Linked DNA regions of Homo sapiens: regions 1 and 3 are each linked to region 2. Evidence: chromatin contacts called from ENCODE Hi-C or POLR2A ChIA-PET data. All regions are on one chromosome and are shown on one strand. Each heading gives the region's core, a stretch centred on a gene start or an enhancer-like site at or near the end of the contact. The rest is flanking DNA. Distances are from core to core; before and after follow the strand shown. Region 1 has its middle 37 kb from the start of HIVEP3. Region 2 overlaps HIVEP3 (HIVEP zinc finger 3). Region 3 overlaps HIVEP3 (HIVEP zinc finger 3).

What was found. A loop is a pair of places that touch in the nucleus more often than their neighbours do. ChIA-PET counts read pairs that join two places held with the same protein, here RNA polymerase II (POLR2A). Pooled maps may share reads with other maps.
Region 1: a map of GM12878 shows a loop between it and region 2 (2.0-fold over the local background). The contact joins two enhancer-like sites. A Hi-C loop is called at or near these places in 1 of 168 maps with a recorded cell type or tissue (GM12878), 9 of 37 single-sample maps with no recorded cell type and 5 of 50 pooled maps. POLR2A ChIA-PET finds 5 or more read pairs at or near these places in 1 of 52 experiments (activated naive CD8-positive, alpha-beta T cell).
Region 3: a map with no recorded cell type shows a loop between it and region 2 (7-fold over the local background). The contact joins two enhancer-like sites. A Hi-C loop is called at or near these places in 1 of 168 maps with a recorded cell type or tissue (thyroid gland), 14 of 37 single-sample maps with no recorded cell type and 7 of 50 pooled maps. POLR2A ChIA-PET finds 5 or more read pairs at or near these places in 3 of 52 experiments (B cell, WTC11 and activated CD4-positive, alpha-beta memory T cell).

What each region holds. Positions count from the first base shown.
Region 1 is chr1:41,954,160-41,958,193 of GRCh38, reverse strand. It overlaps a transcript of HIVEP3 not described here. Among named protein-coding and RNA genes, the nearest start is that of HIVEP3, 37 kb to the right of the region's middle. Within about 2 kb of position 2,618, at least 9 of the 41 ENCODE cell types and tissues checked have a DNase peak (open chromatin) inside an H3K27ac peak, as active enhancers do; they include GM12878, where a contact is called at or near this core.
Region 2 is chr1:41,749,660-41,753,544 of GRCh38, reverse strand. The region is part of intron 1 of HIVEP3 (HIVEP zinc finger 3); the gene reads left to right. Among named protein-coding and RNA genes, the nearest start is that of HIVEP3, 170 kb to the left of the region's middle. RefSeq lists enhancers at 985-1,174, 1,535-1,694, 2,965-3,094. Within about 2 kb of position 1,469, at least 7 of the 41 ENCODE cell types and tissues checked have a DNase peak (open chromatin) inside an H3K27ac peak, as active enhancers do; they include B cell and GM12878, where a contact is called at or near this core.
Region 3 is chr1:41,622,003-41,625,643 of GRCh38, reverse strand. The region is part of intron 3 of HIVEP3 (HIVEP zinc finger 3); the gene reads left to right. All of the region lies in intron 1 of LOC128125817, which reads left to right. Among named protein-coding and RNA genes, the nearest start is that of EDN2, 140 kb to the right of the region's middle. RefSeq lists enhancers at 2,099-2,268, 2,429-2,518. Within about 2 kb of position 2,208, at least 3 of the 41 ENCODE cell types and tissues checked have a DNase peak (open chromatin) inside an H3K27ac peak, as active enhancers do; they include B cell, where a contact is called at or near this core.

The DNA.
Region 1 (4,034 bases), core at 1,369-3,868, 200 kb before region 2:
CAAGGCTGCTTGTATTGCAGCCGGGAGCTGCCGCAGCTCTTTCTTGCCCTGGGTGCCACTCAAAATGGGCAGTCTTTTCTGCTACCCATTTTATAGATGAGACGTTTTGTGTTTAGAGAGATTGAATAACTTTTCAAAGTCTCAGAGCTAGTTCATAGTGGTTTGGGAGTCCATATATGCCAAACTCTGCTTCTCCACATTGCCTCTTCTACACTTTCAGGCCTATTTCCAGGATATCTATGAATAGAAGGAAAACTCACCTGTGGTTGATTGCATGTGGGTGAATTGGCTTGCCCTTGAAATGCCAGATGTAGATCAGTTTTAGCTTTTCAAAATAGCCTCTGACTCAGGTAACTGCATTGTTCAAGGACGGGAGCTGGTGCCATGTCCTACCCTGACTCAGGGAGTGATTCAGACTGAGAGTTGGCTAAATCTAGAAGGATTTTTGGATTGCATTATAACCTTTTAGGTATTCATCTTATCCTTTAGCTAAGAATAGATCTGGACCATGAACAAGCCCTTCTGAAATCATCCTCCTCCACTAGAGTTCTGAGCTTTCTTTCCATGTCCAATCTAGACAGTAGGGATCACTGCACGTTGAACTTTCCTCGTTCTTTCTTCTGCCCAGTTTGTCCTTGCATGATGATGTTCTCCCAGATGCTTTTATAGAGCATAAAGGGCATGATTGGCTCAGAAAGGTTAATTTTCTTGCCTAAGCTATTTATGTGGAAGCCAGGACTTAACCCCAAGTGGTTCAGCTCCACTGTGTTAGACTAGGGCTGTGCTCAATAGTTTTCTATTTACTGACAGCTATTGATGAGAAACTAACCCCTACTTGTTTAGCAGTGTCTTAGAGAATTATGACTTTGGGGGAATTGTATCAGGATGAGTATAGTAACAGTTTTGGATTTTATTCTACTTTATTTGATAAAATGAAGTTTTATTTGTATAAAGATTATTCTGGCAAAACTTTTAGTTTTTTTGGGACTCTGGACAGTTCTTTTAACTTTTGTTTATAGTGGCTTACAGATTAGTGGGAGGTAGACTTTAAGAAAGTATAGTAAAAATATAAATTACTGCCTTGGTGCTATTGAGTAAGGATGAAAAATAAATCACTGAGCCCTTTCATGCTAATATAATTCATTTCATATATTAATTTCACTTCCAAATATATGCATACATATATTTACAAAATAAACATATAGTTTTGACTAAAAGAAAATTTTAGGCTCCTTCTCACCCATCCTAAGGTCTTTTAGACCACCCAAGCAATTCACTTCTTGTCCACTCTGAGCATAGACAAAGGAGTTTGGAGGATTTATTTAAATGAGCAAGATCTGAAAGTGAGAGCACCTTCCAACTCCTTCTCCTCCATGGTTCATATTGTAGCTTCAATAATTTGCTCCCAGCGCTGTTCAAAAACCATATAAGCTTATATTCAAACAAAATTAAAAATGGATTTCAAACTTCATACCTAACTTGGGCTCCTGTCTCTTTTTATTTTCATCGCTGCTTCTCCACATTGCTGAAGTGATTGCCTCTGTATTCCAGGAGGAAAGAGAGGGTAATCTTGGCCCTCTTCAAGCATCAACACAAGCATGGAAATAAGACAATAAATCCTAATACTTAGACCATGTGATATTTGGGATGAAGTTGTACTGCTGCTCCATTAGCATGGCTGATCTGAACTGGCTTTAGTTACAGAAATTCTTGGAATAGATTCCTAGGTGGAAAGTGCTTTCTGTGGCTGGTGCTCTACAGAGATCCTGACCTAGGGAGTATTGTTTTTCTTGCTTAGGATCAGCCTCCATTTCTCCTAAGAACTCACAGCACCCTGGACCGTTTCATACACGAAACAGATAATGGGCCTCAAGTTTGCATGCAGACTTTCTGTTAACTACAACAGCCCCATCTCCAGTGTGTGCTTATGTTCCTTAGTTTCTCTGCCTGTCAGGCCTCAACAGATGCAAAATATTTCTGAGTTTGGGCTAAAGAGTGAAAATCCAGTATGATGCTGTCGTTGCTTTTTCCCTTCTCCTGACTGTTATAATTTGCTATAAGAAACGTCCAAACCAAGAAGTAGTTGACATTAGACACTTGTGGTGTTAGCACCAGAGGAGGTAATGACTCCCTGGGGAATTCAGCCTTCACTGTTCTTCACCTTCCGCTGGAAGTGAGTCCCGGCTACAAGCCTAAATCATTCAGGAGTGAAAGGAGAGGTCCCAGCTCGCCTCTCTATCTTTTGACTGTAGAAGAGTTCCAGATTTTTCCTTCAATTTCCAGATCTTCCCCAGAAATAACTTAAGTCCCGGAGGCCCTTTTCTAAGCAACCTAACCCGTGAGTCATTCCTGTGCTCCCTGTCTCCCACAATGATTGTATTCCTCTGTCCATTCACAATTTTAATTATGCCTCTGCTCAATGGGCTTCCCTTCTGGTTAACTTCTCCGGGTAACTCATTAAACCTCTGAGTCACACGTTCATTATTAAAGAAAGGACAAAAATGAGAGAACAAAAAGGAACTGTGCCCCAGGAGAAACTTAGGGGTGGATTACTGTGGTTAAGTGTAGCTGAGTAGCTGGAGGCCTTAGTTGCCTCTTCTCCCCTTTCAGGATGTGCCCTGCATGGCAGGATGCATCACAGGACTTAATACGGTGAGGTCATTGTTGTGGTTGGTTTTAATATGAGGGGTTTTTTTTTGTGTGCTGTTGTAGGACACAGTTTGCAATTCTGGTGAAAGTACTTTCCTCCTATTTAACTATGCCCTCTAAACTTAGGTGGTCTCATAACAATGATGGAGCTACTAATTAAAAAGAATTCCAGTCTTCACTTGTGCCTCTGAAAGAACATAGGAGGGAACCAATTCATAACCCACAGAGACACTTCTTAATATTCCCTTTCTTTTTTCCATCACAATTTTTCTAAAACGGCTCCCACCCCACCCCTACCCAGTCTACCAAGCAATTTCTTTCCTTCCTTACCTCTTTCCCAAGATAAGTTACTTTATTTCTTTCACCCTTGGATCTCCCTGTTGTAAAATGGGTTTCATTGTAGTACCTGGCTGATATGTTGTTGTGAAGATTAACTGAGATAAAACATGTAAATACTACCAACAGAGTGCATGGAACATTGAAAATGCTCCTAACAATTAGATGTTATAATTTTCAATTCAGCCTCCCCAGCCTCAATTTTGATCTTCTCAGTGGAAACACTAGAGAAAAAAAAAAAAAACCTGGAAGCTGAGAAAATGGTTCCTAAAGAATAATAACAATGGATATCATTTACCGAGTGTGACTCACGTCCCAAGCTTGTGGAACCATTTCTGTGCATTATCTTTAATCCTGACCACAACGCTGAGAGATAGATAGATACTATTATTACCCCTATTTCACAAATGAGGAGACTCGGACTAAGAGCGATGAAGCAACCTGCCCTGGGCCACAGCCTGTAGGCAGAGGAGCTGGAGTTCAGACCCTGGCCTGACTGACTTCCAAGTTCATGGTTTAATGGCTCTGCAGAAAGCTGCAAGGCAGTGGTGCAGCCAGCATCAGAAAGGCCAGTGTTCTCTGTGTGGGTTTTGACTCACAATGGCCATGACCCCCTGCTCAGAGACATAGGGCCTTGATGACGACTGGCCTGTCCTTGCAAACAGCTGCCAGGTTGGAGCCAGACCCCGCAGGGTGGGGTGAAACCACCTGGCCTGTGCCAAGGTGAAGTCTCTGAAGGCCTCCTTGGTTTTCAATGAGAGACAGAGAGAAATGTGTTTTTTTCTGCAAAGGTTGGCATTTATTTCTTAATAATCCGTTTTTAAAAATGTATGTGGCCTCCCTAATCAGCAAAACAAAGGCTTACTGTCCTTTTATGCATGCTAGAAAGTACTAATGAGTTCTTGGGGGTTTATCACTGACTCTGGAACAGAAGTAGAAGCCAGTATATCTGGAGTCAGTAAAAACAGGTTTTGCCAAGGTACTTCAGCTGCAAGGGAACCTTTAAATATTCCACACATCCAGCGCTGCATCTGTCCTGGGGAATTTGA
Region 2 (3,885 bases), core at 220-2,719:
AGGCACATGCCACCACACCCGGATAATTTTTGTATTTTTAGTAGAGACGGGATTTCACCATGTTGGCCAGGCTGGTCTTGAACTCCTGACCTCAAGTGATCCTCCTACCTCGGCCTCCCAAAGTCCAAAGTGCTGGGATTACAGGCGTGAGCCACCGTGCCCGGCCCATTGCTTCCAATTTTTAAAACAAACAATGCTAACATGAATATCCTTGGAGTGAATTACTCATACACAGTCATGATTATTTCCTTAGGATTAATTTCTAAGATTGAATTGCTAGGTCAAGGGGATGCACATTAAAAAAACACTTTTGACAGGTATTTCTCCAGAAAGGCAGTATCAATTTCCATACTTACCAGAAATGTGTGACTGTGTCTTTTTCCCTACACTCCCACCAATGCTGGGTCTTGTCATTTTTAGAAAGTCTTTGCCAAGTTACCTGCCACTGTTCTCACGTGAGTTTTTACAGAAGGAGTTTTGTGTAACTTGATAGAATACAACCGCTTTACAGCAACTCAGAGACAGTCTTTCTGTGGTTGTAAACACGCTCAATAAAACCCAAAGGCAGTGCCCAGCGATGTAGCCAGTGGAGCAGCAGCCAGGCTAGTAGCCAGACTCAGATGTGGATCTTTCCCTGAGCCTAACACTTTGTAAAGTGAGCACTGAGATTGTCCAGCGGAGAGAAGGGACGCCAGATTATTTAGAACACTTTCCTGAATTGTTACTTTTCCTAGCCAAGCTTTGAATAGAACCCAGAGAGGTCAGAGTTCAAGGTTTTGCTGTCTTCTAAGGCCTGCCCTAAGCCAAGGGTTCTCAAACTGAGAGTGCCTCAGAATCACCTGGAGGGCCTGGGCTTGTTCAAACACAGACTGCTGGTTCTGTCGGTCTGGGACAGGCCCAGGGATTTGCATTTTTAACAAGTTCCCAGATGACGCTGATGCTCCGGGTTCAGGAACCATACTTTGAGAACTGCTGGCCTGGAGTGTTGGATGTATTTTGTCTGCCTCCCACTGGGTCTTTCCCTCAGCCCCCTAGGCTGGGTTAGGCACCAGCCCCTGTGCCCCATGGGAGCTCCATCGCCGTGCTGACCACATCACAGTCAGAGCCGCAGTCTTCCCTGGTCTTTTTCCCCTCTTTGGAGGTGGACCCTGGTCTAGGCCCCTGGTTCATCTCAGTCCACCCAGAGCCTGCTGAGCTGCTTGGCACAGAGGCATTCAGTGAGGGCTCCCCAGAAGGGTGAGGAGCTATTGCGGAGCCTCCGTGGGTGACTGCCACAGACTCCATGTGTGCTGACCAGGGAGGTGCAGCACAGAGGTCACCCTGTGGTTTTGAAAGTCAGTCATCCGGATTCATTCTCACTTCCTCTGATCGTTGGATTCTGATGTCATCAAGAAGATTTTCGGAAATCAAACAGAAAGGCAGTCCAGTGGACTTGTTGTGCAGTGAGGAACCAGAGAAGGAGAGGGACTAACTCAAAGTCACACCCCTGAGTGATGACATAGGTAAGACTTGAACCCATCACCTCCCCAGCAGTCTTCTATAAAGAAGGTGGAGTGAGAAGACAAATGTGATATGGACAGGGTCATGTTGGAGAACAGGCCTGGATCCTCCACCCACCACAGGCTTTGGACCCTCCACCCATCACAGGCTTTGGACAACTCCCTCTCTTGGGGCCCCCACTTGCTCATCGGCAGCCTGAGTATGATACCATCTGTGTGATGCTTTTGTGTGGATTCACTTTGGTCACTTGTGCAGATGGGCCTAGTGCTGTGCCTATGGGAAGCATTAGACACTCTCCTGCCTCGCCATGACTTCTGTTGGGCTTTTCATGGTCCCTTGCCCACCACTGAGTGCTGTTGTCCCAAAGGGCAGTAGCATCTCTGGTCACACTTTGGCTGGGTGAGTCTTAAGCTCCAAGAGAAGGACAGGGGAAAGGTTGAAGAACGCACACCTGAAGGTGCAGGTGGGGCCTCATGTGATGTCAACCCTGCTCATTTCGTGAACTTCCCTTCCCTCCTCACCACATCCTCCTGGGGTTTTTGGTGTCAGAGCTCAAGGGGAAGGTGCAGGCAGAAGTTAAATATAGAAAGGCACCTACTCATGGTGAAATGCGTGGGCTGAGCCCTGGGTGAGGGGGCGTAAGCATCTGCTAAATTTAGCAGGCTGACTTCCTCTCCTCTTCCCTTGCATGCCATTATGCAAAAAAAAAAAAAAAAAAAATGTGTGTCAGTTTCCCTCGGGATGAATTCAAAGGGTGAAGAGGAGAAGTTGGAAATAAAGCCTGCCAGTTAATCACGACCTCTGGCCCCTGGATGGTCCCATCTGTTGTCACTTTTTATCCTCAGAGCAGTTCTATGGGCTGGGCAGGGAGGGTGTTGCTGATCTTGCTTTACAAGTGAGGATGCTGAGCCCCAGAGAAACCAGGGACTTGGCCGGTCATTGCATGGTAGAGCCTAGACATGAACTTCGGGTTTAACACGGATGCCCATGTCCGTTCTTACGAACCTAGTCCAAGGGTGCACTGGGGGCCGGGTGCGGTGCGGTGTCTCACACCTGTAATCCCAGCACTTTGGGAGGCCGAGATGGATGGATCACTTGAAGTCAGAAGTTCCAGACCAGCCTGACCAACATGGTGAAACCCCATCACTACTAAAAATACAAAATTAGCCAGGCGTGGTGGTGCATACCTGTAATCCTACACACCTGTAATCCCAGCTACTTGGGAGGCTGAGGCAGGAGAATCACTTGAATCCAGGAGGCAGAGGTTGCAGTGAGCTGAGATCGCACCATTGCACTCCAGCCTGGGCGACAGAGCGAGACGCGTGTCAAAAAAAAAAAAAAGTGCACTGGGCTTGGTAGCTCAGTAGGTGATAAAGAGTGCCCAATCTACAGAGATTTTCAAGGGTCTTGAGTGGTTTGGTAACTGCAGGTGGGAAGCCTACAAGCTAATGAATATGAGTGGCAATGAACCAAGGCCCGGCTACTCAGTCCAGCAGCAATGGCCTCGCCTTGGAACCTGGAAATGCCAAGGCCCAGCCCCAGCCCAGACCTGCAGAATCTGATTCTGCCTTGTAACAAGGTTCCCAGATGATGCACACACTGGAGCTTAGGAAGCCTTGGATTAATGCTTTGAGTGGGCTCACTTAGAGAATCAACTAATGGAATTTTGGACTCCAGTCATTCATTCCTTCACTCCCTCGTTTATTCAGCTGCCATTTGTTGATGAATTCCATGTTTGTGGACTCATGTTAGAAGTTGTGACAGAAGATAGCTGCTAACACTTACAAGTGCTTGCTGTGGATCTGGCGAGGTGTTGTAGGTTTATTAATTTGTTTAATCATTACAGAGACCCTGTGGGGTAGGTGTGTGCAGTTTGTAGAAGAGGAAGCAGGCTAGAGAGTTTTAGGCAACGTGCTTAAGGTCATGGCGCTTAATGAGTGGCAGAGCCAAGATTCCACCCAGGTTCTGACTCTTAACCAGGAGGCTCCACCGCCTCTAAGGATTACAGAACCAGAGCAGCTTGGTGCTGCTCAGGGCTCAGACCTCACAAGCCAGAAAGGTTCCAAGTGATCAACTGGGCCAGGGTTTTGTTTCAATTTTGGCTTTAGGCTACAGAGCCATTTGCTCATGTAACATTTCATGCAGATTCTGTGAGAGCTAGAGCTGCTGTTGTTGGACAGAGGTGACCCCCACATACATTTCACCCCCAAGGCCACACCACTCTCCCCTGTGCCCCCGGAGCTCCGTAGAGCACATGCTGAAGCCACTCACAAGTCCAACTTATTTGTTTTGCAGATGGGAAGAACAGGGGCTAGAAAGCGAGATGTCTTATCCAAGATCACATAGCTAATGAAGACCAAATTAGTTAGGGCTATGTGAGCCCCA
Region 3 (3,641 bases), core at 959-3,458, 130 kb after region 2:
CCTATCTCAGCTTCCTGAGTAGCTAGGAGTACAGGCATGGACCACCACACCTGGCTGTCTAGTTTTTGACATTTATTTATTATTTATTATGAACGTTATATTTATTATGTTATTAGCGACACCTCTGTTTTGATGCACAAACACATTGAAATCTGAGGTTCTAGATCAGGAATTGGCAAACTTGCCTGTGGGCCTAATCCAGGCTGCTGCCTGATTCGGTAAAGTTTTATTGGAACATAGCCACACCGTTTTTTAAATGCATTATCTATGGCTGCTTGAGACTGTCTGTTTCACAAAATCTAAAGTTCTTACTATTTGGCCCTTTACAGAAGAAGTTTGCTGACCTCTGCCCTAGATCATCATTGTATTGCTTGCTTTATCAGCTGCAATATCTAATATTCCTTTTTCTTTCTTGTTTCGTTTGGCTTGACTGCAAAGTATTAAGGAATTCTTTTTTTTTTTTTTTTTTTTTTTTTTTTTTGAGTTGGAATCTCGCTCTGTCAGCCAGGCTGGAGTGCAATGGCATGATCTTGGCTCACTGCAATCTCTGCCTCCCAGGTTCAAGCTATTTTCCTGCCTCAGCCTCCCAAATAGCTGGGCTTACAGGCGCATGCCACCACACCAGCTAATTTTTGTATTTTTATTAGAGATGGGGTTTCACCATGTCAGCCAGGCTGGTCTCAAACTCCTGACCTTGTGATCCATCCACCTCGGCCTCCCAAAGTGCTGGGATTACAGGCGTGAGCCACCGCGCCTGGCCAAGGAATTCTAAATCAACATCCATAACATGATGTGAATGGTGACAGATTGTTAACAGCTTGCCTTAAAGCCACAGAATGGTCTTCAGTTCAACATTATCTGGGCATTTGGGGAGGAGTAGAAGGGAATTCTGGTTTGCATCAGTGACAATATCCAACAACTGCTTGAATTCCTTCCTATTACACACATAAGTCAGACAGGAAGCCCCACAATCATTTATGATATTTTCATGATAATCCACATAATACATTGTCTTGTCATTGAAAGCTTCAGAGTGTACTTGCTTGTATGGTTTTGTGTACGCATATAGAGTCCTGAATTTAAAAAATGACAACACAAAGATACCCAGTGAAGAGCTCCACTCTTCCTAACTGAAGATACATTTCAACGGTGAAGGTCAAGATCTACCCAGACCTTCATCTGAGGTCTGCACAAACCAAATTAAACCGGCAGCACTTGTTGGCTATATTCAGTGTGTTCCCATGTGCTATAGAGCATGTTTGAATGTGTGTACGTGCTCGTTTTCTGTTAGAATAGGAGTCAAACTGTACTTTTAGAATAACATGCTCGTGGAACATTTGGAGAGCCTCTGAAACACTTTCATGGAACACAATTTGGAGACTACCCCTTCAGCAAATATTGGTGGTTCTCATTTTTGTACTGGAGGATAATGGAGGGGCCACGGATGCTGAGAGTTGGAGGCAGAGGAGGAAGGAGGAGAGATGGGGAGGGGAGAAGTTGAGGTGATGCTGTGGAGAGTGCAGTCAGTAGTGGAAATAGTACTCTTCGCAACCCAGGGAGGCCATGTGAGCTTCTGCTGAGGCTTGGGAAGTCTCCTAGCAGTTGTTGATGAGCAAACTCAGCTCCTGGGGCTGCTTTAATGACCTCTGGCCCGCGCCTTTGAAGAAAAGGTGCAGAAGAGCGTGGAGCAAGGTAAACATGTGTGCAGAGAAGTGGGGGTGGGGAGCATACACGTCACTCTGATCGGCATGCAGAGAGCCTCTGTGGCCATTCAACAGGTCAAGGTGTGAGGCAGTGGGGAGGAAAAAGGATACCCGAGGGGCCAGGAGAATCAGCTTGCCAAACCAGGGCTGGCACAGGAGGAGGAGGGCCTGGAGCATGGGCCGTGTTTGTGAGAGACCGGCGTGGGGTTGGATGTCAGGTTCCCTGGATGGTGGTGGCTGGGATTGCACATTGGCCTTAGGCATTTGAGGCAAAGCCCACAGACCCAGGAATGAAACCCAGGAGTCCTGACTCCCAGGCCACCTGCCCTTCACTCAGTGGGTGCAAGGAAGAGAGCCAGGCCTGGTGGTTTTTGGAGGCCATGGGCTAGAGAAGCCTCAAGGGGATAGAAAAACCCCTGTGCTTTCTGAGGTTGTGCTGCTCACCCCATAGAAAAGGGACATTTTTAGGTTTTAAAAGGATGACCTCATTTTTTTCTTATTTACATAGCCCTGTTTGTTTATATAGCCCTTTAAAAATAGCAAGTGTGTGCTAAGCTTAGTGCTCTCTCTCCCACCACCAGTGGCAGAGCCACTGTGTGGGGAGAAACACCTTTTTATCTTGGAGAGGGGCAGCCTTGTTTCTGAGGACAGATGGGAGCAAAACGGGACAGGTAGGAAGTTTCGTGGTTTCTCGTGTCGCTTCTCCAAAATAGCCACACTGCTGCCTCCCACTTCCTGCCTGACTCGGCTGGGGTAGATTTTCTCCTTTAGAGGATTTGTGTTCTGTGTATTCCCAGGGAGGCTCGAAGGGATCTGTTGCCAAAAACATGCTTGACACTGAAGCCCTGGAGCTTGGCACTGAGGGCCCCAGCTCAGGTTTGGACCACTGGGTTTGCATCCGGGCTCTGTCTCATACTGGCTGCGTGACCTTGGGCAAATGACTTCACTTCTCTGTGCCTCATCAGTAGGATGGAGATAACAACTCTAGCTATATCCAGCAGTTACTCTGCAGATTAAATGAATATGTGTAAAGGGCACAGCCCAGTGTGGGCACATAGCAACTCTTAATGAATCTCTTAATAAAAAACAGCAATGTTGTTGTTGATCTCCATCCCCTACCTGGAAAACTGTACCAGCCTCCCAGCCACCTTCCCTTTCCCCTGGCTTGCCTGCTCCAGCACATCCCAGCATGATCCGAGAGTGATAGAAACGTGAAACACAAATCTGACCCTGCTATCTGCTGCTTAAAATCCACCCATAGCTTCCAGCGTCTATGGCAGGAATGAGCATTCTTTTGCTCTGAATGGCCAGATAGTATTTGAAGCTTTGCCGGGCATATAGTCTCTCTTGACTTTGTCATTGCAGCCTGGAAGCAACCACAGATAATATGTAAAAAATGGGCGTGGTTGTGTTCCAGTAAAATTTTATGTACGAAAACAGGCAGCCGGCTGGATTTGCCAACCCTTGACCTACAGGATGAATCCAGACCCTTAGCTCAGCATTCCCAGTTCAGCCTGTTCCCGTTATCTCCATCCTTCTTCCTCCCCCACCCCTGCTCTTGTGCAGAACATGTCACACTTTAATCCTTTGCGTGTGCTGCTCCCTCTTTCTGAGTTTTCCTTCCCTGCCCCCTGAGTGCCCCTTCCCCATGGCATTAGGACCTTTACTCTGGGATTCTGTGGTACCCTGTCTTTATTTCTACCCTGGTCATATATGCAAGTTCCATCTGTCTCTCCATGAGAGGGGCTCCCCTCTAGGCAGGGATTCGGCCTTCCTCTTCTGTACACCCAGCAGGGTGCTGCTGTATAGGTTTCTGCAGGTGCTCAGTAAGCATTTGTTATTGAACCCAAGGATCTGCAAGATGGATGGTTGGCCTCAGGGAGCTCACAGTCAGCTTAGAAAGCTAGGATATGAGCCAGTCAAAAGCCAGCCAGCAAT